2 separate regions of the Homo sapiens genome follow, and region 1 is linked to region 2. Evidence: chromatin loops called from intact Hi-C (ENCODE). Cell type or tissue: PC-9. All regions are shown on one strand. Links, peaks and the distances in the headings refer to the core of each region. The heading gives the core; the rest is flanking DNA.

What was found. Peaks named below come from ENCODE experiments on the same cell type or tissue, not always from the same donor. Only the 100,000 strongest peaks of a DNase experiment are listed, where the experiment ranks them.
Region 1: a loop joins it to region 2, with 7 times the contacts of the local background. A loop is called at or near these places in 4 of 110 quality-filtered maps.

The regions. Positions count from the first base shown.
Region 1 is chr3:187,973,467-187,976,379 of GRCh38, forward strand. It overlaps LINC01991 (long intergenic non-protein coding RNA 1991), which reads right to left. Exons shown (of 3, transcript NR_135538.1): 1 at 2,860-2,913. Among named protein-coding and RNA genes, the nearest start is that of LINC01991, 1.5 kb to the right of the region's middle. In PC-9, for the core only: a CTCF peak has its summit at 1,504; a DNase peak (open chromatin) is centred at 2,335; H3K27ac peaks cover 1,107 bases.
Region 2 is chr3:188,059,668-188,062,580 of GRCh38, forward strand. No RefSeq gene overlaps it. Among named protein-coding and RNA genes, the nearest start is that of LINC01991, 85 kb to the left of the region's middle. In PC-9, for the core only: no CTCF peak of the experiment used is centred there; DNase peaks (open chromatin) are centred at 954 and 1,684; H3K27ac peaks cover 1,237 bases.

The DNA.
Region 1 (2,913 bases), core at 146-2,645, 86 kb before region 2:
TGGGCTTACTTCCCTTCATTAAGATCATTCACAGTTATGAAAGTAGAATAACAAGGCTGGGCGCCGTGGCTCACACCTGTAAAACCAGCAGTTTGGGAGGCCGAGGTGGGTGGATCACCTGAGGTCACGAGTTCAACACCAGCCTGGCTGGTGAAACACCCTCTCTACCAAAAATACAAAAATTAGCTAGGTGTGGTGGTGGGTGCCTGTAATCCCACCTACTTGAGAGGATGAGGCAGGAGATTTCCTCGAACCCGGGAGGTGGAGGTTGCAGTGAGCTGAGATTGTGCCATTGCACTCCAGCCTGGGCAACAGAGTGAATCTCAGTCCCAAAAAAAAAAAAGTATAATAACAAGAGCAAATGATATTACCTGATTTTTGCCCTGCACTTTCAGATTCTAGAGCACTGCCACCTCCATCATAATATGTGACCCTCACAGCCATCCTCTGAGGTAAGCTAGGGAGGATTTATTATCCCCATTTCACAGATAGAAAAACTGACACTCAGAGATGTGCAGTAACAAGTTGCGCTCCCTCTTAGCTGCCTTTGTAGAGTTAAAAAAGGGAACATGGAGACCATGTGCTCCTGGATGTTCCTCCACGGAGCCCAGCAGCTTTGGAATCCTCTCGAGCTTTCAGGAGGAGCCCCTACTTCAGGCTTCAACAGCTCATTTACTGGCATAGTGAGATGCTAATGATAGAAACCACCAAATGGACAGTTTTAACTAATCTGACTTCCCCCTTCACTAATGAATGCAGCCACTTTGTCCCACAAAATCAGTAGTGGGTTAGAACCCCTTCTTTCCTTCTGGTAGAATTCACCTGCCTCTGGTTTCATCAGCCAAGAGGCCTGAGAGCAGCCAATCAAGAAAGCAGCAATCAAAGTAATTTTTAAAGGAGTTGATGAAATTAAGAACATTGGGTTTTATTAAGCCAGGTCCAGAAGACCTTCCTAGCTGTGAGACCTCATGCAAGTCATTTCACCTCCCTGTGTCTTACTTCCATCTGAAAAATGGGTCGAAAATAAGCCCCGTCTGACTCACCATGTAGACTAGTTCTAAGATCATAGTTAGGTGTTATTAGCACCTTGTAAATATGTTCTCAGAAGGCGAGGGGTACTCAGTTCTATCCATGCAGGAATTTCCAAACATGTAACTCAAGGGGCAGAGAGGTAGCCTAGGAAAAGCATGGGCCTCATGGGACACAGACTACTAGGTGTGGCACGTGCAGTGACGCCTGCATTGTGGTGAGAAGAGAGACACAGGGATGCCACAAGCAGCTACACAAGACCCCTTTCCACATGTACCCAGGCTGACAAAATCACCAGAAAATACAAGCCTTTAAAAGAATCAATTAGTCCCACAATTTTATTCCCCAGGGAAGATAAAATTTACACGCTTCCTGTAATCAATCAATCCCACAAACCTCTTGAAACTTCAGTCAGAAAATTTGCAAACTGCTAAGCAATACACAACTTTTTTTATAGGTGGCAGACTAGAGGTGGGAAGGGAACATCAGGCTCTTTGATACATGTAAACGAAAACATGTTGGTCTTTAAAGAGTTATGATGAACTCTCGGTTTTTCAATAGGAGACTAGAATTTTAAAATCATAGACAGTAGAGCCAGAAAACCTCTTAGAGGCCATTTTCTAATGTATCCTCCCCCCACCCATTTTACAGAAAAGGAAACTAAAACTCAGACAGACGTGACCTGCTTCCAGTTATACCACAAGGTAAAATCAGATAAAATCATGAGCTGTGTCCCTTTCTGCATTTAACTCAGCACACATTTACTAAGCACCAACCAAATTCTTGCTGAAGAAACAAAGATGGATAAGTCGCAGAATGCATCTTCAAGGAATTCAGAGTCCATTAGGGAGACAGACATATAAGCAGATGATTCCAGCACAGATTGGCATGTGCTATATTAATGATACAGAGTGCTATGAGAATACACAGAATTGGGAGTGGCTAATTCTGCCTGGGGTTGCCAGGAAAGTCTCCATCCAGGAGTGGGCATTTGAGTGCATTGACAGATAGAGTGGAAGAGCATTCCAAGCAAAAGGAAAAGAGTGAACTAAAGCAAGGGGACGGGAGAGAACACAGCTTGTGTGGAAAGCCCCACACAAATAGTTTGAAACAGCTGGAGGGTTTATAGAAGGTGCTGCAAAACCACCTCAGGGGATGTCACTAGGTCACAGCTGCCACCCTCCACCTCATTTGGCATGCTCCCTGGGGCTACGGCCTGTGTCCACCTAATGGGCCAGTATAACACCTGGCCAAGTGCCGATGGCATGGTGGGGCTTAATGAATTCCCTTTGAAGATGAGAGGATTGTGAGGGAGAAAAGAATTTGCCACTCAAGTGAGTCAACTGGAACGGAAGGTGTGTCCTGGCTTCTGAGACCTAGCACTCTGGCTGGTTGACCAGACAGCCGAGGTCACCTCCCCTGGGGCCACAGGGTTCTACTTGGGAACATCAAGTCTTTTTTCAGCAAGTTGTTCCTAAGCCACAACACTCTGGCTCACCCCCTGCCTTTGTAGTTTTACCAGTATAATTGATCCCAGAGCTCGGTTTCTGCCATACCCCTTGGTTTCCTAGGGAGTGATGATATATGCAGGCCTCCTTGGAGCTGCAGCACAGCCCAGGCCTCCTGGGGGAGAACACGGAGGGATATGTAAGAGGCAGACATAAATAGTCTTGCACTGCAGTAGTCATCCTTTTGGGTGCTCTGAGCTTCCTGTCCTGAGCTAAGATTTTCCTCTGGGGTTAGCTGAGGCACAGAAAGATAAACAAAGCTTTAAAGTGACTCCCCTCATTGGAAAGCTACAAGCACTTCCAAGACACCATTTTTTCCTACCTTCTGATAAGCGTGTCTAGGCTTCCCATCATCACACCCTGTGAAGAATCCGTA
Region 2 (2,913 bases), core at 135-2,634:
ATTAGCTCTTGCAAGCCGATACAGCAGACTCAGCACACCAAGCCTATTTAATCCAGAATATGGGAGTATAAAAATTGTGTTACTTTCCTCTCACCCTGAAGTCAATGAAGAAGAAGACATATAAAACATAAGCTTTGCCTATCTTCAGGAGAATTTTGGTCTAGATCAGGAGACAAAGCTAAAACCTTTGCAATAATCAGAAGGCCTTTTGAGAAGAATCAGTGATCTATCCAACATCTCTACTCGAGGGCCCAATAAGAATATGAAACTTACTACATCCAAAACAGGTTTCTTGGATTTTCTCTCAAAGCTGTACTGTATTTCCCCAATCTTTTTATCTTAATAAACAACCCTTCCCCCAGTTCTCAAGCTTAAAGATAAAGAATTATCTTTCATTCCTTCCTATTTCTTAACCCCCTATCCAGTTACCCCCTATCACCAGAAACAAGTCTTGTGAGTCCACCCCCAAAATTAATTGTGCACATCTCTGCACCCCACTGCAACAACCCTAGTCTAAAATAGTCCCATTAAAGCTCCTCTAGAACATTTTTTCTGCTTTCTTTCTCATTTCCTTACAATCACTTTTCCAAAAAGCAGCCAAAAGGATCTTTCAAGAATATAAATCAGATTTTACTCCCCTGCTCTTTGCCATCCAATGGCTTCCCACTAAACTCAGCAGAAAATACCAATTCCACACCATGGCCTCAAAGCCCTCTCTGATATGATCCCTGCCCTCCTTTCTGCCTTTGTCTGCACCTGCACCTCGCTACCCCTTTTCTACCCCTCTCAAGTTCTCTAGGCTCTCCCAGTTCTTCCCCGTCACTCAGTCTCCACCAGTTACTCTTTCTCTCCACCCTAAGCAGTTGCCCTGGCTGGCTCCTTCTCATTCTTCAGATGCCAGCTTAAATGTCACCTCCTCACAGAAACCTCCTCTGCCCACCAATCTAAAGTAGCTCTCCATTCCCAACCAGTAATTCCCCATTCCATCAGCCAACCAACATATACACTGTTTACCTTTACACACAGAGAGAAAATGTAAATTCCATGAGGGTAGGAGATTTCTATGCCTTGATTTTGCTGTATGTGTTATGCCTAGCCCAATGTTTAACACACAGTAGGCATTAACTAAATATTTGTTAAATAAATAAATTAATGAATACACAAATGAGTGGGTGATAAAGGTAGGGTAAAGAGATTGATGTTTCAAAGTTCCCTTCTGGCCTTAACATTTTAGGACCCTGTGGTTTCAAGAGCATAATTTTGTACTTACTGATGTGGGCTCAGCTCTTAAAGTAGAGTGGAATTTAGAGGGGAAGGAGATGAATGAAGTTGCCAGGATCCAGCAGCAGGCTGGGGAGACTCCCTGGAAGAAGTGGTAGATACACTGGGCTTTTCAGCCTTCAATATTACTTAACAAAAGGCATTTGTCATCTTACAAAAAGGTTTACCCTAATCTCCATTTCAGTTGCCAACTACTCTTCTACATTTAAAATGTGATCATGTTTATAAAAACTTGATGGGCACACTTTTCAGGAACATCTAGTTTCTAAGCTGCACTGTCCTTACATGCCCTTGGGCATAGGTGTATGCTGATTAGCAGGTTTAATTTGACACAGATAAAGAACACGAAGAATTTGCCCAGAGGCCCATTGACCCCCCCTGCTGGCTCCATATCTGAAGGAAGGATCTGTTCCATACCTCAGAGAAGACCCACTTAGGACAGGAAGTGAGTCATCTATGTTCCACAGAGGACCTATCACAGGTTGGACTATACTAAATGTGAAACAGATTAAACTGGAACAAAATCATGACATATTTGTTCCCTCCCACAGTGTGAGACGTTTCATAACCTCTTGATACTTTACCCTGATAACTTTGAGAGCTGGAGAGGTCTTCAAAAATCACTTGTATGTCTCTCTCTTGTTCTGTAGATGGGGAAACTGAGGCCAGAAAGGCTGGTGCCTTATCCAAGTTCACACAGCAGGGGTAGCAGGAGATCCCTGTCCTGAAGCCCAGACAAATATTCCATAGAAGCATACATATACAAGCTGATTTTTAAGAGAAAACCTATTGTGTCCTTTTGTTTAATCGTCATAAATAACTTGATGATCTATTTGTTTAATTTTTTTTTTTTAAAAGACAGAGTTTTTCTCTTTTTACCCCAGGCTGGAGTGCAATGGCACAATCTCAGCTCACTGCAACCTCTGACTCTTGGGTTCAAGCAATTATCCTGCCACAGCCTCCTGTGTTGCCAGGATTACAGGCGCGTGCCACCACGCAGGGCTAATTTTTGTATTTTTAGTAGACACGGGGTTTCACCATCTTGGCCAGGCTGGTCTTGAACTCCTGACCTCGTGATCCACCCGCCTTGGCGTCCCAAAGTGCTAGGACTACAGGTGTGAGTCACTGCACCTGGTCTATTTGTTTACTTTTTAATCATTGAAAAATAAAGTTTTAGCAAGTAATCTCTAGTGATACTGAGGTTTTAGGACAACTTGAAGGAATCGGCTTAAAATGTTAGAAGCTGTCACATAATAAAATAGTAAGACAACCCAGACCAACTTATAAGAAGAGGTAAATGTTATTTTAACTATCAGGAAAGAGTTATATCATTTTCAAAACAACCAGAAGAACTATTTTTTCTCATTTTAATGTCTATAGTTAGGATTCAGAGACGATCACTTGTGATTTTCAGCAACTTAAAGTTTGTATGAGATGGGAAAGCCATAGAGGGAAGCATGCCAATCTTTTAAACTGTTACACATGAAGCGTTAGAGACTGGAGTGCAGCTATTAACTTAAAAAAGGAAAGAAAGTGGTTTATGCTAGCTTTTTCAACTGTCAAATGATCAGTTGGAATTTAGAGAGTAACAGTGTTTCAAGACAGAGATACATTTAAACATCATGGTGCTTG